Linked DNA regions of Mus musculus: all the other regions are linked to region 1. A link is a loop called in an ENCODE intact Hi-C map of the cell type or tissue named here. Cell type or tissue: heart. All regions are shown on one strand.

Region 1 (8,000 bases):
TGAGTTCGAGGCCAGCCTGGTCTACAAAGTGGGTTCCAGGACAGCTGGGGCTATACAGAGAAACCCTGTCTCGAAAAACCAAAAAAAAAAAAAAAAAAAAAAAAAAGAAAACAGACATCTAAAAAAATAATAAATAAGATAAAAATAAAGCTGAATAGGATAAAACAAACAAGTGGAAGAAAGAACCGAAGAAAAAACACAAGAAACATATCTACTCAGACACAAAAATGCCATAAACACACAAAACAAGAAACCGTAATCCATAAGCAAAAGACATAAAATTAAAAAAATCCATACAAAGTATTATGAGATCAAACAAAACAAAATAACACACACACACACACACACACACACACACACACCAAATTACAGCCCTCTAAAAACACCATTGAGCTTGTTTTGTGTTGGCCATCTACTGGTGTGTGTGGGGATTGCCCATAAGTGTGGCTTGCCTCCCCAGTGAGAACTTCATTGGAGAAGACTTCATTTTTTACCTCTGTGAGCAGTATCTACTTTCCTGCTGTGAACTGTTCCTATCATTTCATTTTAAGGCTCGTGTTTGCATAGACTTCATATTCTCCTTAAGGGCCTTGAACACACTCATAAGAGCTATTTGGAGGTCTTCTGCTACATATACACTGAAGTTTTCAAGGCCCACATTCATAGGGTTGCTTTTTTTCCCTGAGAGTTAATGGTGGTGTATTTTTGCAATGGTGGCCAGACATGTTGGTTTGGGAAGATTGTTAATTCTAGGTGTTCCATTTGATCTTGTCATTTTGAGTAGACGTTCTGTTCATTGGTTTCAGTTGCCCTCTCTGGATCTTGGGAAAATGCCCTGGTTGTGGGTTGCCTGTAGGGGGTGCTACTGAGTCCTTGCCAGCTGTGGCTGTGGTGCCTGTGTGTGTGCGTGTGTGCGTGCGTGTCCTGGGAAGAAAGTGATTCTAGGTATTGGGGATCGACAGAGGGGATGGGCTGAGAAGTACGACTGGAAGGAGGAAATCTGAGTCTGTCCTGGGGTTTAGAAGGTCCCTGAAAGTGTTCTGCTGCAGGCTTGCCAATGGGAATAGGGGGTCTTCAACCAGGACAGAAAGGAGGATGAAGATTAAAGCCAGCCAGATTCCCAGGCTGGAGTGGCCAGCTTGTGCCCAGGTAGAGGATGCCTCAGGGTATTGGCAGTGGGCACAAAGAGATTAACTGAGTCCCCAGGGAGTAGGGACAGAGGCAGACAGACCCCTGCACGGGATCTGCTAGGGGGCTGGGAATGAGATTCGAACCAAGGCTGTTCCTGATCATCAGGGTCGAATTTCTCGTTAAAAATAACTTTTATCTTTAGGTTGATACACTCATTTTGTTTCCACAATTTATTTATTGGTTTGTGTTCTGTTGCAACTCAGCAGCCTCTTTAGAGATGAGTAGTTTAGATTCCTGGGCAGGACCCCTCAGACTTTCCAGGCTTATCTAGGTTCGTTCTGTTCACTCAATTCTGTATGCATTCCTCATTCTCTCTGTTTTTTGCCATTTTTTTCCCTACACATTTGAAGAAACAAGTCCTTCTTAAAGGAATTATTCATAGATGCTTGCACATAGATAAACGGGGATAGATTAGAGGGACCTCCCCCTGTCCCCCAAGCACTGGGCAGGAGTTAAGCATTGTTAAACACTGCTAAGGAACGGGTAATGGTGTCTTTCTGACAAACCCATTTTTAATGTGTACAATTCTTTTAAACCAGCTAAGGTGTTGGCGACTGGGTGATTTGGCTTCCTCAATAACTGCTATTAGGCCCTTCTTACATGTTGCAGTTTCCATGAGCAAGATTAGGAGTCAGGCAGCACCTCACATTTCCCTTATGCCCTCGGATGCTTTGCTCACTCTATGGATGCGTTGAGGAAGGCCTATCACAGCCACAGTTGTTTGTTGTTAAATCTTGCCCTAGATGGGATTACCTTGGCCACAGCTGCTCTAAATAGCTTATTCCAGACTTTTGCCTTACCAGTTCTAACGAACACCCGAACAATGCTGCTGCCATTTTTTTTTGTGAGGCTAGAAATGCAACCTTTCTTTTGTTATTCCGGTGGAAGGCTTGCCAGGGAAGCAAACACCATGTTCCTTTTCATAGGGGATTGTGTCATGACTGGTGCAAACTTACTTCTTCATTTGCATGTCTCTTTGGTCCAAACATTCTCGCTATAACCATTTCCCCCCTATAAATGGCTGTTTAGCTTCCTTTGCAATTCAGCTGGACGACATGCTCCTGTCAGAAGCATAAACTGTACCCCCCCCCCCCCACGTTGCCTTTTCTTGCTGACTTTTGATCTTGACAGTAATAAACTGAGTACACTCAGGTGGGGTGACTTTGTGACGGGAAGCAGGATGGTGGACGCTGCCTTGGTGGTGTTGGGCACTGACAGTAATGAGGGGTGAGAGGGGAAGGGCGGAAAGGATGGAGCAAGACGCTAGAGACAGTAGGGAACCGTGACAGTTAAGAGAAGGCAAAAGAGATAAAAGCCAAAAATGAATAAAGACAGAAGGTGGTGAAGAACCAGGGGAGAGAAACTGCAGGCCCCACTCTCTGGAAGCATTGCAGAGAGTTGCCAAGATCTCAGACACACGCATTGAGGTCCGAGAGCAGTCACTGGCTGTTCAAGAGCGGTGACGTTTAATGATGGTGGCGCGAAGGTTTCAGAACCTGAGCCTATTTCTATTAAGAGTCGCCACCCTTTGCTGCCTCCTGCTACCCAGTGTCTGCTGTTGCCATTCGCTGCAAAGAGTTACAGTAGCTGGCAAGCACTGGGACCCTTAGCGATTAAGACTCAGAGCAATGCATTGGCAAACTGAGAGCCTCTAGGTCTGGAGCAAGCGGGCCTCTAGCTTCAGGGGTTGGAGCTGAAAGCCAGTGCAGCCTCAGCCTCAAGGCCGTGGTTGCTCGAAGGGAACCCGAGACTGTCAGCACTTGAAGAGCGTCTCATCTACTCCTGGTAAAGGCACCCAACCCACCCAGAATATTAATAACACGACCCTCATTGATCAGTCTGACCAACGAGGTTCTTTCCAGCTGCCCTAAGCGTATTTTCTTCGTCTTCTTTTCATGGAGTCAGTGATCTCTTGCGCCCTCTGGTGTTTGAGGATGTCAGTTCCTTTAGCAGGATCCTAAAGGGAGAGTGGACATTGGAGACACGTGGTACTCTTTCTCTTTCATTGGGGTGAGGGGAGAGCCTCAGTTCCCTACATTTTTCCCAACCTCAAAGGTTGGTGCTAGCGATATAGTGATCCCCGCTTCCTGTTCTTGGCTGCTTGCTGCTCTAGGCACCTGCATAATCACAGTTCCTTTCGGACCTGGTCAGAGGTGCCTCTGAACCTAGCTACTGAAGGACAAACTGACAAGCTGAGAGCCTAGTCACAGATTCACTCTCTGCCCCTAGGAGAAGTCAGTGACCAAGAAGCCTCTCTGGGACCTAAGCTATGCCGGTTTTAGGAAAAGGTAAGATAAAGTGTAGTTTCTCTTGGTAACAATTTCATGTGGCTCTTCTTGCTTTTCTGGCTTAGGTAACGTGCCACATCTTACCTGTATTCACAAATGACTGCAGTGCATGTGCGTTCTCCTTGGTTTCTGTTTCTCAAGAGGAATGAGGATGCTGACTTCTTCTACCTTGCTAATATCACTGTCCCCAGTTTTTCAACTTTATGAAAGAGCACAAAGGTGTGGCAGAAACGATACAAATTTACTTAACGTCGGCAATGCTACAATTAAGAAAACCAATATCGTGAGGGACGGGGGCTGCACACACTTTTAATCCCAACACGAGGCAGGATGATCTTTGTTTGAGGTTAGGCTAGTTGACAGAGCAAGTTCCAGGACAGCCAGGGCTACACAGAGAAACCTTGTCTTGCCAAACCAAAAACCAATCAACCAAACTGATGCCGCTGCCTCCGGTGCAGTCGCCGCCACCGCCACCACCGCCACCAGCAGCAATGCCACCACCACCTCCACCAACACACACACACACACACACACACACACACACACACACTCACACCAAAATAAAACAAAACCACCACCAACAAAAAACAAACAAACAAACAAATCCTCAGTCCCAAAGCTTTAATTCCTATCTTGGCTTTGAGAAGGTAGCATATTGCTATCTATGCCCTATGACATCATTCTGACTTTAACGATTGAGTGAAAATACAGTTTGAATTCACAATCTCCAAACTTGTTCATTAAAATCAGTTGTAGGAAGAAAATGACGGAAGTTTCCTCGTGTAATAAGAATAAGAATTAGCTAATGTTTTTGCTCTTAATCTAAAGTACATGAAATTTATCTATCAATCTAACTTTTCTGCTTTAATTGTATCAACTTGCTCAAAGGTCTGATTCCTTTTGTATCTCTGTCTCTACAGTTGCACACACAGACTAAATGGGCTCAAATTAATGTAATAGTATGTTTCAGAAAGGCGACCACTATCTACAGGAGTGAACTTAGGCTGGATGCCTTTCAGTCCAAATGATAGTTATTAACAGCCAGGAGCTGAATGGCCTTCATTTCGGCTGATTTTATAAGTGTGATCCCAAAGAAACGAACTCAAACTATACAGTGAGTTTTGCAAAATCTGGGGATTTGTGGCAAAACGTTGAATGGAGATCTTAAATCAGAACTTATACATTCATTTTCTTTCCATTTTTCTTTATACTACAGTGGAGTGTGGCGGGGTTTGGTAAGTTACCTATGGCAAACACTGAGTGATATCTAATGAATGAGAGCACCAGGCATCGGCTAGTGTTTTTTCTTATCAAAGCAAAGCCTTAGGTATCCTGGGGACTTACATCTGGGCATGGCAGTTAAGAGATTTAGAGAGATCATGATTTGAAGCTACGGTGTTTTCTGGGAATTAGATAATAACCTAGTTGAGAGACAGCACTTTCTCCCTCTGTTTCTTCCCTAGACTCTACCTTCAGCCCATGTTTTATAGTTTGAAAGACAAAATAGCCATTGCAAAAACATGGGGAGGAGAACTGTGAATTAAACTAGAGTCTTCTTCCCACTTCTCCTTTGATCAACCACACCCAGCATCTTTACAATAAAGGCATGCTGAAGTATTGAGACTGTTGTTTCCGTAAGACCCTAAGCATCACTCAAGGTTCAATCAACATAACTAAGATATATTCTTGTTGTGGTAAGCCTCCAGCAAAAATATGCCCTGGCAATGAAAACAGGACTCAGTTAATGTGAATACATGCTGTGCGCCTAGATTGGGCAGATCTACCGCTACACCACCATCTTCTCCATCTATGAGACCCCTTAGAACTTGCGGTTTCTCCAGGCCATGTGTTTCTGCTCTGCTTTTCTTCTTCCTTCTCCTCTGCATCCTCCCCCTCTTCCATTTTCTCCTTCTTCTCTCTCTCACCTTCTGCTCCACCGTATCTGCTTAATCATCAGCTCTCCTTATTTTATAAATTAAGGTGGGAAGCAGGTTTACAGGAAATCACCTGAGTGCTGACTAATTCCTTGTTTGCAGCCACTCACAGGAGAACGGAATTAACATCAAATATAATAATTAGCCCCAGGGCTATCCACAACATATTTAGTATATGTTATTTCATCCCAAATCATGGGGATGGTAATAATGCGATTTAAAAGCTTTGTTTATGATTCTCACAATTTAGTGACTCTTACTTTCTCAACAGTGTCCTAAGCACTGCAAGTCCACACATGAAAGAAGCCATTTTGCCTTTAAAGCATTGACAGGCTTGTACTGGGAAGAAAGCTGAATGGCAGTTTTCAATACAACATGAAATATTCTTGACTTTGAATAAATAACCTCTAGAATTAAAAATAGATAAAATTTCTCACATAGCTAGTTGTTCTCAAAATGGGGCCGCTTTCTGCTAGTTTTTGAATGAACAGCTTCTGGAATCTCAAGTCAAGTAGGGTCTTGCTTTTAAGCATCGAGTCCGTGAGTTTGACTCCCCAACCCTCTTATTCTGTGTTGCTCCTCCAGCCAGGTTGTCTGCGTGAATTGTCACTAGGGCACAACTATGACCCTCTGGGTTTTCTTTCTTTCTTTTTTTTTAATTGGGTATTTATTTCATTTACATTTCCAATGCTATCCCAAAAATCCCCCACATGCTTCCCCACTTACTCCCCTACCCACCCACTCCCAGGAACTTCTTGGCCCTGGCGTTCCCCTGTACTGAGGCATATGAAGTTTGCACGACCAATGGGCCTCTCTTTCCACTGATGGCCGACTAGGCCATCTTCTTATTCATATGCAGCTAGAGACATGAGCTCTGGGTGGGGGGGGAGAGGTATTGGTTAGTTCATATTGTTGTTCCATCTATAGGATTGCAGATCCCTTCAGCTCCTTGGGTACTTTCTCTAGGTCCTTCATTGGGGGCCCTGTGATCTATCCAATAGCTGACTGTGAGCATCCACTTCTGTGTTTGCCAGGCCCCGGCATAGTCTCACAAGAGACAGCCATATATGGGTCCTTTCAGCAAAATCTTGCTAGTGTATGCAATGGTGTCAGCGTTTGGAAGCTGATTATGGGATGGATCCCCGGATATGGCAGTCTCTAGATGGTCCATCCTTTCGTCTCAGCCCTCTGGGTTTTCAAACAGGCTCATGCCTTTTCTCTGCCTATATTATCTTAAGATGCGGGAAAGATACTTTCTCTTAATTCCCTATGAAATAGGAAAGACAGGTGAAGATTCTACTGAAGGTTTCACCACACTGAAAGTAAATATGACACAGGAGATAATTTACAATTATATAGTTGCAGTCATACACTGCAGGATTGTGTGTGTGTGTGTTTCTAACCTCTTCCTATTTTTCTTTTTATCTAGGCTGTCTCCAGCAATGAGGGAACCAGCAGTGAGTCACTCAGGCTGTAGAGTTTTGCATGTTTTGTAGGCATGCAAAACAAATTACAGGGTGAACCAAGTCCATCCTTATCAGCCCATGGCATGCCCCTGCCCTAGGCTTTTTTTCTTTAGGAAGATTATCATCTTTCCTGTACGATTGGCTATGGAAAGACCTGTTGAGCAACACATTACACTCCTGTCTGTAAAATGTCCATATCCAATCAACCCTAAAGTCCTCTAGAATCAGACTGTTTGTAGAATTCTGAAGAGGATAGATATTATTAAAAACCATGTAGAGCCCAAAAGTTGCCCCGTCCATGTGAGGTACAACAAAGCCAACTCACTCTCTTCCCAACAAACTAAGAAACAGCAGCAAAATGAAACAACAGCAGCAGCAGCAGCTCAAACCCCCGAACCAAGCAGACGCGAACCTTAAAACTAAATTTCAGGTTTAATCTCAACAAAGGTGTCTGTTTCTTCTAAGTAAAAATTAAATCAACACTATAATAATTTACTGAATGGAAGTTTGAGAACTATGTAGGAAAACTTTGTCAAATCTCTCATGTGACCACTTTACCTTACCTATGTGTAAATAGGACACATAATCCTATGAGGAAAATGCAACATATAATTTTCTTATCCATTCACCCATTTTATAGTATAATTATGTAGGCGTGCTTACTTGATATCTTCCCATCCATCTAGACACACCTCTATATATTTATCTAATTTGTGCATTCTATCTATCTCTATCTATCTATCTATCTATCTATCTATCTATCTATATCTATCTCTGTATTTATCGTCTCTCTGTCTCTGTCAGTTGTATCTCTTCTCTACCTTTCTCTTTCTGTCTCTATTTAGTTCCATTTGACTGTCACAGTTTTAGTCTAAGATGTAGTATGTTAAGCAGAATGAGGTACTTATCCTGATTGAATTTACCTCCTTGTAGAGATGATAGATAAACTAAGGGCCAAAGAAACATTGACTCTATTAACCGGATTAGTTAATGCTACGAAAAGTTACGTAGGACATGCTGGGCTCAGCTTTGCTTTTGTGTAGATATGAGAATGCCTTTTCTGACAAGGGTTCAGACAGAGGTCATATCAGATTCCTAGAAATGTCTGAGGAGGGAGCATC
Region 2 (8,000 bases), 160 kb before region 1:
CATGGAGAGAAATAAACTACTTATATATTCTATTGTACTGTGTGGAGCTCAGAGTTATCCCTAAAGAAGCTACTGTGCACACATATGTGGTGTGTGATTTCTATATTATTTATATGGACATATAGAATGGAAAAAATGGCTTTGCAGCGATATAAAGTGAAGGCTGGCAAGGCCAGTCCTTGTCTGGGGCGAAAGACAGAAAAGTACACAAGAGGAAGAACTGTCTAGAGTGTGATGCAAATACACCAAACAGTCTCGGTCATGTTAGGGGTCACATGAGTGTGGGCATTGCTCAGGACTCACTGACAGGGGCACATGTTGGCACGTGTAAATTTCACCTCAATAAAGTTCATGAGGATGAAGAACTAGTGATTTCTTTTTCTTGTCTTTCTTTTTTTTTTTTTTTTCTTACTGTGTTTCCAGAGTACAGTAAGTGAAATATTTCCTTTCTCCTAAAAATATTTTTTGTTATTTCAATACCTTTTTACCAACTGACTAGGGGTGTTTCATTGTTTTTTCATTTGTTTGTTTTAAATAAGTTATTTCATGTATCTCAGACTGGCCTCAAACTCAGTCTGTAGCTGTGGATTGCATGTATCACCAACCTGATTAATGTGGTGCTGAAGATTGAACACAGGGCAAGTATGCTAGGAAGCATTCTACCAACTGAATGATGAGACACAGCTATGAGAAAGCCTCTAAACTAGACTAATTTACTGACAGTAAAGAGATTGTGTCCGCATTTTTAAAAATAAATGGATTTGAAGCATTACTCTAGAGTGTGTGCGTGTGTGTGTGTGTGTGCGTGTGTTTAAATACATGTGTATACCCGGGTTTGTGAAGACCTAAAGTCAACCTCCGACATCATTCTTAAGGAGTTGATTGTGTTGATTGTGTTGTTTTGTGGGACAGGATTTGACCTTTTCAGACAGGATAGACAGCCTATATACATCATGGGCTATAAAAGTCACCACTGTATGTATGGCTTGTCAGGGCATGCCTGGTATGAGGACACCCTTCCCTGTGGACAGTGAACGAGGGCTGTGTTGGAGCCCAGCTGGCACCAGCTAGCATGACACCAGAGTGACAGTGACAGTGGAAGACTCCAGGAGCAGGCTCAGAATCTGAGAGGCAGGTGTGAGCATGGGCTCCTGGGCAGGTGCATGACACCCACACTCTGGAAGACAACTAAGCATTTGTCACTGTGGAGGACTTGTTTACTCTAGTTTGGAGGAAATGTGGTGGTAGCAGATGAGAAAGGGAAATTTCCCCTCACAAACTATTTTGGGAAGGGAGTTTACCCTTTTGAGCTATGTGTGTTAGTAAGCACACATTTATCCTAAAGAAAAGACAGGTATTCCTCACAAAAATTGAAATTCGATTTATTTTAAGAGCATTGCTGTGCTTTTTCATACAATGAGTCTATTTGTGATACTTTATCAAACTATAAAACAGTAGAATCCAAAAACTCATCGGTAAAGATCAATATGAAGGATCTAGCTTGACCACATTTGTAACTCAATCCTTAACAGGAAGTAAAAAGCAAGAAAACCACAATGTAGCATCATTTTTATATATGTAAGATGCTAATTTAATAACAGACCAGAAAGTAGAGACATGGAATACTGGAGGTGGAAATGTTTAATTAGGAAGGGAGTGTCAGGGTTGGAGAGATGTGTGAATGGGGGGGAGAATAACACAAAACAAGAGGTGTATGGAAAAGCCATATGGAAACTTACTATCTTGTAACCCAAATACAGAATACCAGAGAGAGATGGAAGGGAGATGCTCTGAATATCTACTTAATGCTTTTCATAGCAGAAGTGGGTTACTAAACAAGTCCTAGTCCCAGGTATGGGACTCCTCAATTAGAGTGCGTCACGAAAGCCCCAGAGCCCCTAACATAATGCAGATTCTTGTCAGCCATCTTGGATGTCCACCAGAACTAGAGGGAATGAACTGCTTAAGATACCACGTGTTTGATTGTAGTACGGAGTAAAAGCAAGATGGGACTGAGCTAGAATCTTGCTCCTTGCTGGCTGGTTTTACAGTGCTTGGAAGAGCTACGTGGGCTTTTGGAAGAGAAAAGGAATCTTTGGTTTGGTTTGGTTTGGGTTTTATTTTGTTTTGTTGTTTTGTTGTTTTTTTGTTTTTGTTGTTGTTGTTTTCTGAGACAGGGTTTCTCTGTGTAGCCCTGGCTGTCCTGGAACTCACTTTGTAGACCAGGCTGGCCTTGAACTCAGAAATCCTCCTGCCTCTGCCTCCCAAGTGCTGAGATCAACGGTGTGCGCCACTGTGAACCCTACAAACCATAGAACCAATATGCCAGACAAGTATGTATCCATCTGTGCAATACCAGCATGATTGCTATGGAGGCAACCAATCACCTTATGATTGGATTTATGGCCTGCTCCACAGTAACTGATGTAGAGAACTCATGTCTGATACTGTAAGCCTGGTTGGCAATCTGTGCTTAGGAAGACTGTAAGCCCAAAGAAACAACAACTACTGTTGTTTAACCAAACTGACATAGACCAAACTACATTTTAAATATCTATGTTTATACCCACAGACAAAAGCCACTCTCTGTGTTAGTGAGAGAACCTTGTCTTTGTAGCAAATGGAAGTAAACACAGAGACTCACCATTGCCCAGGATGCTGAGAACAAATGATAGTTGAGGGTTCATTCCTAAACAAGATATTTACAGCATTGGAAAACACTGTAAAAGAGGGGTTGTGATTATGTCAGAGTCAGGAGATAGGGTGAAGGACTGATAAATGCCACCCTCTAGACTAAATACAGCTATCACAATGGTGAACTCACAATTCGTTGCTTGCGTTAAACCCACATAAGACTTAACTTGCCAACTGTGAGGCATGGAGGGAGGAAGACCTGGTACAGCCCAGTTTTGATTGCTGCACAATTGGCTTTTGATAGATTCTCAGAGTCATTGACTTCAGTTGCATGCCTATAGCTGAGCTCACCAGGTGCTAATAATGGATAACTTCAAACCCATGAGCACACAGATGGCCCCAGTTAAACTCAGTGGGTCACAGAAGAAAGTGAATAGATATAAATATGAGAAAGAGATGTACAGGGGAGGGAACAGACAAACATGGGGAATGGGGAGATGGGAAAGGGGAGTGATGTCAGTCATGTTATATACATATATAAAATTGTCAAGAGAATAAATTAGTATAAATAATTTTTAGTAATAACAAATTATTTATTAAATTGTTTGTTTTTGTTTGTTTGTTTATTGAAACAGGGCCTTATTGTCATCCAAACTTGCCTGGAACTAGTTAAGGATAAACGGACTCTCCTGTCTGTACCGCTGTATGTCACCACTGTGTGTCACCACACCCAAGCTTACTTAGTGCTGGAGATTAGTCCACTGCTTTCTGTCTGCCAGGCAAACTTTCTACTCCCTCAGGAACATCCACAGCCACAACTACAAAATTGTGTTCATTGTGAGTCAAGTACTCTGTATATATAGTCATCATTCTTCCGGTCCAAGATCACCTAAAGTTGTCATCTTTTTTTTTTTTCAATTGAGAATACATTGGTGGAAAACACCCAGTTTCAGATTTTTGTGATGGGAAACGTTGTCATCTCAAGAGGAAATTCTCAGTCACATGTAGATTGCCTTGGAAAAATAGATTCCACTAAATATCTTTACATTATTTAAATGATGTTGTTTGTATAAGTACATTTATAATGTTCACTATTTTCTGTAACTTGGGGAAATGAGGCATAGAAAGACAAAAAGCAGAGAGGCAAGGCTACAAAAGGTTGAGAGACTGAAGAAAGGGTCTGCAAGCTGGAAAATCGATAACTAGCTGCTATTTATTTCTCCCCAAAGCCCATTTTATTGCAAAGCAATTTTTAATCTGTATTTGACCTAAAGACCAGTGAAGGAAGAAGAAAAATACTTTTTCTTCAGTTACATTAGGGCTACCTCAATTGTGTTTAATTCCAACATACAATTTCAATTTTGAGATTTACCAAGTGGGATTCCTAGGGTAGAGATTGATGGTCATTTGGCCTCTTTTCTCAGTGGTTCAGTTGGTTTTGCAGAAAACAAGGACTCTTGTTTGATTTTCACTGTGCCCCATGGATCAACTCCATTTCCATAATTGAATATTACAGTATGGGTATGTCTCTTCACCCCCACAGGTGTGTGCATGTGATTCTCTGCAACACCCACATGACATCACCAACCTGTTTGACTATAAAAACCCTGGATGCCTTCCTGGGCAAAGTATTGATCGTGAATAGCAGAGAAATTAAATTTGTATCTTTATCATATTAAATCTAGATGAAATTATATCATCTGTTGTTCTGTATTATAAATTCTGAGTGTTTGTACATTGATCATGCTGAGAATTATACTTTGAAATTGGGTAGAAAAGTCCTTAATGATTTTTTTTTTGTGACATGTTGGTAATTAAATAGTGAGAAAAATAATTCCTGGACTTGAAAAGCAAGGTAGCAAATGAAGGTTTTATGCACAAAATAATATCCTGTCACCTTCTGCTTAAACAGCACAAATATCTGTGGAGCTACAAAGGCTTATCAGTACATTTTAAATGTTTGATTATTTACAGATATTGAATATCTCAGCTGTTTCAAAAGAACAAAACAGTTAACAAAAATGTGTTCATTACTTAGCTAGGAAATAAAATAATTAGAATATAATGAATGCTGAGTGTGCTATCATTTTATCTACCGTGTGTACTCGCGTAAGTGGGCATTCATGTGTCCGTGTGGAATGGTGTGTGTGGAGGTCAGAGGACAACTTCTTTGAGACAGTTCTCTCCCCACCTCGTGGGTTCTGGGAATTGAACTCATAGCTTCAAGCTGGGCAGAGGCACTTGCATGCTCAGGCATCTCACTAGCCCCCAGTTATGCTCCCAGTGGTCTGTGGCATCATCCTTCTCTCACCTGCTGAGGTGACGATGACAACCTTATGAGATTGGTGTTTACTATTGTCATGGACGCCAGATGACACATTTACACACCTGTATGCACACTTATTTACTGAAGAGGCTTTATTTGTTGTTTGTTTATACTTTTAATTTTTTTAAGACAGGATTTCTCTGTAGGCCTGGCTATCCTAAAATTCACTCTGTACTCCAGGCTGGCCTTGAACTCAGAAATCTGCCTGCCTCTGCCTCCCTGGAGCTAAGATTAAAAGCATGCACTGGCCAGCATACGTAAACGTTTCAAAGATTCTACTAAAAGATACTTTTTTCTGCTGAGGATGGTAGTGTATGCCTTTAATCCCAGCCCTTAGGAGGCAGAAGTAGATGGATCCCTGTGAGTTCAAGGCTGGCCTAGTCTACAGAGTGAGTTCCAGATCATGAAAAACCAAAAAAGTATTTTTTCTGTTTTTGTCTTGTTTTTTTCTGAATGTAAGATTTTTACCATTTATCAATATTATTAATATGGATGACTTGGAATTATTTATTCTCCCTGATATATAACTTGTGGTAATGATTATATATATATATATTAATTCCTGATATAATGATTACATATATATGATATATAATTGTGGTAAGCCAAATTCATTTATTATTATTATAATTTATAGGTGCATCAGATAACTGTCACAAAACACAAGTACTTGTTTCATTCACTGCTGTGGGTGGGTCACTGATCCCGTTGTGGAAACGTAGGCAGCTTGTTTATGTATCTGCACCACAGTCTGTGTTATTTTTTCTATGCTTAAGTAAAGATATTTTCCCCTATAATATGCATGCTTACCAAGTTAACTTTTTAGGCACAGATGTTGTCATGTGGTTAATTTTACATAAAGGAAAGAAATGAAATGTTTTGTAATCCCAATCAGGGAAGAGAAGTTGAACGTGAAGAAAAAGGATTAGCTTTAGCCATTTACCTTTCCCCACTGCTGTCTTCATGTCACCTAAAACCTACGACTAGGTCGTATTACACATGTCAAATAAGTTTGGGGGTTCTTGTCAAATAACTAGCAGTGTTTCTTTTCCTACTTCCTGGTAAAATATGTATAAAGATAAAAGACAGCCTCCGTTACCATCAATACCTAGGACAACAGTGATCCCATTGCTAGACACTGATGGTATCTACAGCCTGCAGATGGTACAACCGAAGGAAGTCCCTGAGGTTGTACCATCCCACCGTCCTGAAATGAGCTAAGAACCGTGATGTGCCAAAGCTGGCTCATAGTGGTTTGAAACAGTCAAAGGCCAAATGGTCAGGAATTTTGAAGTGTGGATATTAAACTGGCTGAAACTTGGAGTTGGCTGTGGAGGGAGCGCAGGCAAAGATCATCAGAGGCTGCAGATCCGCACCTAAACCTGAACAAACTGAAGAGGCAGCTTGTGGAGCATTAAGAACCCACTATGCATACTGACCTCCCTCCCCCACCTTATGCTAATCAGAAGGAATGCAAAACTTCTGATACTCGGGTACTACCTTTAAGGAAGCAGGGACCAATGGTGTATTTTCTGTCTGGTTTTATTTATTTATTTGAGATAAGGTCCTACTCTGTAGTCCGGCCTGACCTAAACTTGAAGCAATCCTCTTGCCTCAAGCTCACAAATATTAAGACTATAAGTTTGTGACACTGTGCATGAAAACATGTTTTTAAAATCAATTCAAAGAAGTTATTAATTTAGAAACAAAACAAATAAGTCTAGCACTGATAATTCATTAAGGTTTTAAATGCTTATGTTGATATTACTATAGTAAAAATAGTTCTACTATAGAATATTTTGGAGCTGTGTTGCAACATTAAAGTTATTTAATTACCAAATTGTTATTTACTTTATTTGTTGAGGATTTCATACCCAAGTACTGTGCGGGCTGCATGTTGATTATATCCACTCCTCACTTTTCCCACTCCAAATTCTCTTCTTGATTCATGTCTATTTCATATGTGTGTATGTGTGTGTGTATACATAGATATATAGAGTATATTATATATAAACTACAATATATTATATTTATATATTATGTATTTTGTATATAATATATAAAGTTGAGTATATAAAATATACAGTGTATTTTTATAGTGTATAATCAATAGTATTATAGATATAGAATATAAATATATTCTATTAGGTTTAATCAGTGTTGCCCATATGGACCTGGGTGTAGAGCCGACCACTGGAGCATGAGTAACTTATCAGTGGCCATGTCCCTGAAGAAAATTGGCTCTCCCTGTCCCAGCATCAGCCACCTTCCGGTAGCTCTTCAACAACTAGTAATGCCTTCACCTATTCATGGTGGAATGGCTTGATCTTACTTTCTTGTATATATCTTATGCCAACATGAACCACAACATTCATGAGCCCCTCACTGGCCTTTCCCCACCCTACCCTGGTCCATTCTTAAACTCTCCCCTGTGAATTCCAGAAATCAGAGGTAAGAGAAACAGAGGAAGGGCACCTAGGAGAGCAGAGGATTCTCAAGGCTTGAGGATCCCAATGGGGTACAGTTAGGCCCCATCTTGAACTGAGTCACATGGGCTACTTATTGACATAGTGATGTCTTAAATGCTAGAAAGCAGCCATGATGCTTACTGTAGCCTGTTCCATCATGCTGAAATGGACTCCGTGTGTCTATTCAGCCGTACTTCTCACATTCACAGTATCAAAGTTTTAATAAGTTCTTATCTTTCAAACTACTTCTCCCATGAAGATCGTGCTCTCCTCTCATCACCTTCGATCCTATTCTCCTTGGCTGGATAGTCCAACCTTGTCTGCTCCATAGCCTCTGGGTAATTAGTTACCTTCAGTGTGATATGTCTGCATTCTGTGCTGTCAAAAAGTGTTTATTCTGATGTGGTGGTTTGAATATACCTGGCCCAGGGAGTGGCACTATCAGGAGGTATGGCTTCGTTGAAGGAAGGGCATCACTGTGGGGTGGGCTTTGAGACTCTCCTCCTAGCCATTTGGAAGTCAATCTTCTCTTGTCTGACTTTGGAGCAAGATGTAGAACATTTGGCTCCTCC
Region 3 (8,000 bases), 87 kb before region 1:
TTGCCAGGTGAAGCACCTCAGATTTCTCCCCATGAACAGGTAGATTCCTGCAGGCAAAAAGTTTCAGTAGCACAACAGGCATGTGATCTGATGCCCTCTTCTGGTGTGTCTGAAGACAGCTACAGTGTGCTTATATATAATAAATAATAGTGTTCTCTCTCTCTCTCTCTCTCTCTCTCTCTCTCTCTCTCTCTCTCTCTTTCCGATGTAGGGAAAGGTCGATTACTTGTAATAGGTAAGGAGAACATGGACTTATTTACAGAACAATATCCTTGTCAAGCACGTAAGTATGTGTCGCAGCCCTAGATCTTTGCAAGAAAGCCCTTCAGAATAGGCAAATCCCTGACTCTGTTCAGCTAAGGGATCCGTTCCTGGGCTTGCTCAGCCCAAGGTCACAGTTCAAGGAGAAAGATGGCAGATCCGACTTGGGACATGGTTAGCTCAGGGTCCTGGAACACAAGTTCAAAGAAGAGTCAAATGGAAGGCAGGAGTACTGCTCTTGATTTTCAACTGTCAAAAAAAAAAAAAAAAAAAAAAAGATGGCAGCAAGTCTGCGCATGCTCAGATTGCACTGGAAAGTTTTAGGTTAAAATCAAAAAGGATGCTTTGGAGAGTATGTGATGGTGTTCGCCTTTTCCTTGCAAGACGGTAATTTGAACGGTTGTTAACAGGACTAATTTATTCTAGTAATTACAGTACACCGATACTCAGAACACTTCGAGCTGAAAGTAGCAGATAGGTGTTCATGCCAGGAGGATAGACAGGGTTTCTCACTCTGTACAAAGGCTGGCCTTGAATTCAAGAGATCCACCTGCCTCTGCCTCTAGGATAAATAGTATCCTGGAGGTGTGTTCCAGGACCACAGAGATTGGACTACCAGAGAATCTGCCTGGGGCAGACCTAGTTCTGCAGCTTGGTCTTCATGTGGAACTTGTAACAGCGGGGGCAGGCTGACTGTGTTGCCTGCCTTTGTATCCCTTTCTCCTAACTGGGCTACCTTGTCTAGCCACAGTACAAGAAGATGTGCCTAGTCCTACTGCAACTTGGTATGCCTAGGTGGATTGATATCTATAGTAGGCTTTCCTGTTTCTGAGGAGAAAGTGAAGACAGGAGGATGGGGTAAGAGGAGATGAGAGGGAAGGACAGAGCTCTTGAGGAGGGAGGAAAAGATGCAATCGGGGTGTAAAGTAAATTAGTAGTAGTAGTAGTAATAGTGTGTAGTGCCCATCACTGCTCAGCTTAGTTTCTTTACTCTTGTTTAGAGTTGGTCATCTTTAAATACAAGTGGCTACATCTCAATTCAATCCTATCTTGTCTATGCTACCTATAATTTAGGATATAGTGAAGCTTTTCCAGCAAAGTAGAAAATGTATTGTAATTGCAACCCCTTCCTCCCTCTCCTTTCCCTTCGCTCTTTCCTCCCATGGTTCCTTCCTACCTTCCTTCCTTTCCTCTCTTTCTTCCTTTCCTCTCTTTCTTCCTTTCCTCTCTTTCTTCCTTTCCTCTCTTTCTTCCTTCCTTCCTTTCTTTCTTTCTTCCTTCCTTCCTTCCTTCCTTCCTTCCTTTCTTTCTTTCTTTTTCTTTCTTTCTTTCTGTCTGGTTGTCTGTCTTTTTCTTTCTCTCTCTCTTTCTTTTCTGTTTCTCTTTCTTCCTTCCTTTCTTTCTCAGATTTATTTATTTTATATGAGTACACCGTCGCTCTCTTCAGACACACCAGAAGAGGGCATTGGATCCCATTACAGATGGTTGTGAGCCACTATGTAGTTGCTGGGGATTGAATCATTACCTCTAGTAGAGCATTCAGTGCTCTTAACCACTGCACCATCTCTCCAACCCCTCCATGGTTTCTTTTCTTTTTTTCTGAGCTTTTGAGCCAGGGCCTTGCTATTTAGCCCAGGATGGCCTTGAAGTTGCAATCTCTCTGCCTTAGACTCCTAGTGTGGATATTAAAAGTGTGTGCTACCTTTGCACTGTTTTCCTCCATAATAAAAATGTGAACTTCATTGAGTCTCTGTTTATATTGTGGTGATATGAACTCACATGGGTATTCTCTAAACACTAGCCCATTGTGGGCAGACTGTCATGTGAACTGCCAAGCCAAGCCATGAAGTGATTCACAGTCACCTGCATGGATGGCCCTGCGACTTGGATATAGAATATAGACGATTCAGTATATAGACCATACCTTATGAGCCGAAGACTCACACTTCCAACCGGCATCCACAAAAGCATACAAATGACCGTGGAGGTACATTCTGAGTGTCTCTGGTTGGGTATGTGGCCGGGGGAAAATGTGAAGTTGGACAAAAGAGACTTTTTTCAATTGAGGCACACTTGGCCAGGACAGAAGAGTAATAACATGCCATAAATTCAAGAAGAAAATGTGAATTTACTAATAAGCTAGTCCCCAAAAATATAGAAAAGGTGTGTTATTGGAATAAATATATATTCAGAGATTTGGATGTATTCAGATCAAACATTAAATAAACTAGAAAACCTACTATTTTGCTCCTTGGGAGGACATGGAGGGGACATATCACTTATAGGGTCCATTAACATGTATTGATTGCGCATAGGAAAATCAGCATCCCTAACACATCCCTGTTGCCTCTCCTCTCTGAGGATGCAGAAGAAGCTGTAGATTTGGACTTACCTGTGCTAGGCATGGGGATCTGGAAAATGATATTAAATGGGTAAACCTCAGAAGCTCCATGGGCAAGCTTACTGTAACACATGGAAAACCCAGAAAGTCATCCGTGGATCTTGGGTCCATAAGAATGTACAGGACTCGTCAGAACATAGTACCGTTAGGGCAAAATAGTCAAGAAGAATGTTCATCTATATAATCAAGAAAACCAAAGTTAGATGACCAGGGCGCTAAGCAAAGTCGTCAATCAAGTCCAGGGTTTTCTCTTTGCTCAGGAAGTGAGTATTTGATTCCTTGTCCAGATTTGCCCTACTGTCAGCGATGTGGCAATAGCTCAGTCTTTGTATGCATAACTGGAATTAGCATGCTTTGTTTTGGCATAACACCTATGCTAGAGTCTCAGAATATGAAACTGTAGGAGGGAAGGCCCAGTAGAAGCCAGCCAAGACAGCCAGTCTAAACTAGTATCACCTCTTAGGATCATGTAAAATGTCCTTACATTCTTAAAGAATAAAGCATGCAGTAGGCATGGTGGTCGACTTACTCTACTTAATACACTGTATTCCCATCCTCAACATAAAACTAACAAATGCCACGTGACACCTGCAGGGTAACAGTCGTACTGATACTAGCTGTGAGGTCATCTTAGCTACAGTTATCGTGTGCCACGCTAGTACGTGATCCCCAGGCTAGAGCCGATTAGTTCTCAGGTTTATGGTATGCTGTAGCACGTAGCTGTTTGTGTTACTCACTTGGAGATGCCGCAATAGCTCAGACTGGGTCCCTTAACCTGCAGTTTGTTTCAGAGATCTGGGACCTGAAAATCCACAATCAAGGTGTTTGCTTTCACCTGCTATCTCTCTCTTTGACCAGCAGATGGCGACCTTCTCCCGGTTGCTGTTTCGGGTTTGTCTCCATGATTTCCCATCCTTCCTGGTGTCCCTCCCCGCGCCCCCACCTCCCCGACCCCCCACTTCCTTCTAATTTTCATTTTATTTGGTGTGGTCAACTTACTCATTTTATTTGGTGTGTGTGTGTGTGTGTGTGTGTGTGTGTGTGTGTGTGTGTGTGTGCGAGCGCGCTCGTGTGTGTATAGCACGTGTTTAGATCAAAGCACAACTTGTAGAAGTTGGTTCTCTCTTTCCCACGTGGGTCCTGGCATGGAACCCAGGTTGTCAGCCCCGGTGGCCAGCAGCTTCAGGCACTGACTCATCCCACTTGTTTTCTTCTTCTTCTTGTAAAGATATTAAGGATGAGTGGGCAGGAGAGAAGGTCACCGTGGACACACAGGAAACAGAGAATTCATACTGGCTTGGGGCTCAGACTCTTCACCTCATTTCACCTTATCTTTTAAAGGTCCTATCTCCAAACACAGTCACCTTCTCAGGTCCTGGGAACAAAGCTTCCATGTGGGTCTTAGCTCCTGACCTCAGCTCTAATATGACCTCATCTTGAGGAATATTTAATAACCTGTTTTTAAAAATTACAGTCCAGGGTACTAGAGATTAGGACTTTCAGGTAAAGATTTTGAGAAACACAACACAAAGGTGGCCTGACGTGGGCACTGACATTAAATTTTCCAAATGTCAAGGCAGAGACAGATGACACAGTTCGAATGTGGCCTGACCACATGACATGCCCAACCAATTTGATTATGTCACCCACTTTAAAAAAAAAAACAAAAACAAAAACAAAAACCAAAAAACAAATAACATTTGTATTTGAATGTGGCTTTCTAACTACAGAGGGCAGAAAAAAAAAATTCTATTCTTGAGGGTGTTAGGCATTTGGTCCACTGGTTGAGAAGCTCACAGAAAGCTGTGACAGACAGACAGACAGACAGACAGACAGGAGAGGCCATAGATCCACTAGTCATACCAGAACCGCATATCCCAGAAATTGTCATTTTTTATGTGGCTGAAGCTGACAGTTTAGAAATGATACCTTGAGGTCATTTTGTATCATACTGTCTGGGAACCACTTTCTATGAGCCAAGTTACCAAGCAGTAGAAATTAGGGAATCTGTGGATCTAATTCTTACAACCCTGTGTTCTGTGGATCTAAAAGAAAGGCTGACCCAGTGTCTACACAGTCTCATCATCTATAAGGCACTGCTGTCCGAGGGACACGCTGTCTTCATCATGATGAAGAATTAGAAGGCAGGAAGGTCAGACACGATGTTGGCAAGGGTGACACACTCAAGTGACCCATTCATGGGAAATGGACTGAGAAGTCACCAGTCCTGAGGAGGTCACAGGGGTAAGGCCGAAGCATCCTCCTGGATAGGCACTTTTGGAAGAACCCAGAATCAGAGCAGGTGATGGCCAGACGTAGCCAAATCTTAGAGAAGAGAAAACACAAATGTCAAGTGTGCTGCCAAGACACTACTTTCTGCTTCTAGTGCATCCTCTTTTACATATCTATCCTCATGAGAAAGTTGTCGTGTCTTTAATATGCTGTACTATAAAATTTAACTCACATAGTATAAACTTGGCAGTGACTGAAAAATGGTGTGAGTTGAAAGCTTTCTTTAAAATGAAGTGGTCTAAAAAAATTAGAAAAAATTTTTAAAGATTAGATCCTTGATCAGTAACGTGTGATATTTTATATTTGGTGCCGAGCGATAGCAGAACATCAGGCCGTTGCATCTGGCATGTCACCTTTGAGTAAAATGTTTAGTCACGATGTTGGGTGGATGGCAGCGGAAGTGCTATGCATGCTGGCTATTTCTATACTGCATTGGAACAAGTTTCCCCTACACAGAAGTGACTAAGGACACAAGCAATGTGATGATAAATCTCTAACTCTTCGTAAGATGTAACATGAGGGGAATCACAAGGGAAGTGACATTGGTGTGAGCTTTGGTTTTAACTGTCAACTTGACACAATTTAGAATCTCCTTGGAGAATCTCTCTGTGAAATTATCAAAGTGGGTTTACTTCTGAGCATGCTCATCAAGTTATAAAGGTAGATATTTGGGAACTTTTGTTTTTTTGTTTTTTTGTTTGTTTTTGTTTTGTTTTTTATTCTCTCTCTCACTCACTCTCTTTCTCCCTCTCTCTGTCTTCCTTTGACAAAGTTTTGATATGTATCCCTCGTCTGAAACGCTCAAGCTGCCTTCAAACTCATAGAGATCTACCTGCCTCTACTTCGTGGGTGTTGGGATAAAATATGTGAGCCACCAGGTTGAACAGGGATGTTCGTACCTGGCCTAACTGGGGTTGGAGCACACTCCCTGAATGTGGGCAGCGTTATTTCATGGGCTGGGTTCTAAACTGCAAATGACAGTAAAAACTGAGCCGCAAGTGAGCAAGCAGGCACGCATTCATTCTTCCTCTGCTTCTGATTGCGCGTGTGGTGAGTTGCATCAAGTTCCTGCCCTGTCTTCTTCACAACGATGGACTGTCATCTGGAATTAGAAGCTAAAATAAACCCTTTCTCTCCTAAATTGCTTTCCTTCAGGCTATTTTTATCACAGCCACAGGAAGAAACTAGGGCAGTTAGAGTAAACATAAATAATTTAGTTAATTGGTTGATTTTAGCAAATTTTGCAAAAGGATCTAGCAAGTGAAGGTAGTGCTAGTTTTTGCCCCAGGATCTAAGGACGCACCTACACAAGTCAGGATCTCCTCTAATGAGACACGTTCTTCCCTGAGGTCTAAGGATGTACTTGTACTGAGCACGAATGGACGGTGTTATAGGATGGAGGCGTAGAAACCGAGTATCCAGTAAAGCAGTTGATAGTGTGGAGTACTGAAGTCACTAAATCTCCTATAGAGTTGCTACTGATAGTGTGGAATACTGAAGTAACTAAGTCTCCAGTAGAGTTGTTATTGGTAGTGTGGAGTACTGAGGCAGATTCTTCATAGTTAGAATATATTCCTATTTTTGAGGTAATTGTCACCTTATGAATCCTGCTTTCCCCGTGGAGATCAGTATTTGGTGACCAGTCTCTCTTGCAACTAGGAATCAAGCATGTGGCCTCGACCTCGACCGTGGCCCACAGGCACACCCTAGTGAGACTGTTTTGGAGATGAGCTAAGCTGTGTTCCCATCTTTCTGGTGTAGGTGGCAGCAGAAGAACCAGGTATAGCATCCAACAAGCTGCATCTGAGACAGAGACATCTGCGATGCTGGCCATCCAATCTCTGCACTTCATGGCTGCGGGAGCGGTGTCAGTGATGTCCCTTTCAGTCCAGTCTATTGCGGAATTTCTGGCATCCCTGGAAGTTTACTTTTGTGGTTGTTTTTTAATGATCTCAAGTAATGCCTAATCTGCTTCAAATGATTCTGGTTCTGGTAGAACTAGCCAGACTAGATCTGGCCTGCAGCAAGGTTTGCACATGGTGTTATATCATGCAGAAAGTGCTCACCTGCTGGGCATGGTGGCGAACACCTTTAATCCCTCTGGAGGCAGAGGCAGGCGGATTTCTGAGTTTCAGGCCAGCCTGGTCTACAGAGTGAGTTCCAGGACAGCCAGGGCTATACAGAGAAACCCTGTCTCAAAAAAAAAAAAAAAAAAAAAGTGCTCACCCAAAGGAATGATAAAAGAAAATAAGTCATGCCATGTTATTTGCCATGTTATTCAGTTATTATATTGACAATGACCAAGAATCTGATCTATAGACATTAATACAAGTAAGCAGGCTTTCTGGTTGTTGGTTAGAATGCAAAATGAAGCAAGTTGGAAGGAAGATACTGTGCCAATATCTTTCTGGAATCAAAATGCAACTCTCTTTTGGAAAACAAATGATTCCTATGATTATATTCTATATGCATATCCATATAGCCTACTAAATAAATGTACAATGGTTTAATTTTGAACTGGTTCTACATTAAAGAGCATAAACACCAATGGAAATGCAGTCAGCTGGGAACTGGTAAACTGGCATTGAGCAACCAAAGAATGGAGTGATACTGAGCTGTTTAAAAAGGTAAAGGTCTTTATGGGAATCATTAGCCATATTGTCAAAATTTAAAGAAACAAGTGCGGGACATGGATCATTGCCTGCCACCACCCATGGGAAAAAGGTAAGGCCACAGATGTGTTTGCACTGATTTGGAGTGTCTCTGGAGGAAAGCCGGTAAGAACCAAACCCTTTTCATCGTGAGGGCTGTGTGGAGGACGTGCTCTTAAGAGACGGAAACAACTGAAGAACATGGGTCTATGCTTTTAACTTTCCTTTATTCATCTATGTTAACAATTATGTCATAAAACATGGGACATACATGTGAGTCAGATCTGACCTCAGCATCCAGGGAGCTAGATGACAGAGAAAGCGGATAATTACAAGATCACGTGTTAAGAACTGGTTATATGGGCTGGAGAGATGGCTCATCGGTTAAGAGCACT

The links. A loop is a pair of places that touch in the nucleus more often than their neighbours do. Peaks named below come from ENCODE experiments on the same cell type or tissue, not always from the same donor. Only the 100,000 strongest peaks of a DNase experiment are listed, where the experiment ranks them.
Region 2: a loop joins it to region 1, with 12 times the contacts of the local background. A loop is called at or near these places in 5 of 42 quality-filtered maps.
Region 3: a loop joins it to region 1, with 12 times the contacts of the local background. A loop is called at or near these places in 36 of 42 quality-filtered maps.

The regions. Positions count from the first base shown.
Region 1 is chr13:117,286,717-117,294,716 of GRCm38, forward strand. No RefSeq gene overlaps it. Among named protein-coding and RNA genes, the nearest start is that of Emb, 70 kb to the left of the region's middle. In heart, a CTCF peak has its summit at 3,114 (motif pointing left); no DNase peak of the experiment used is centred here; H3K4me3 peaks cover 748 bases; H3K27ac peaks cover 726 bases.
Region 2 is chr13:117,131,184-117,139,183 of GRCm38, forward strand. Gm6416 (predicted gene 6416) reads left to right here. Exons shown (of 4, transcript NR_046023.1): 4 at 3,270-4,701. Among named protein-coding and RNA genes, the nearest start is that of Gm6416, 5.2 kb to the left of the region's middle. In heart, a CTCF peak has its summit at 3,350; no DNase peak of the experiment used is centred here.
Region 3 is chr13:117,199,541-117,207,540 of GRCm38, forward strand. No RefSeq gene overlaps it. Among named protein-coding and RNA genes, the nearest start is that of Emb, 17 kb to the right of the region's middle. In heart, a CTCF peak has its summit at 3,507 (motif pointing right); no DNase peak of the experiment used is centred here; H3K4me3 peaks cover 305 bases.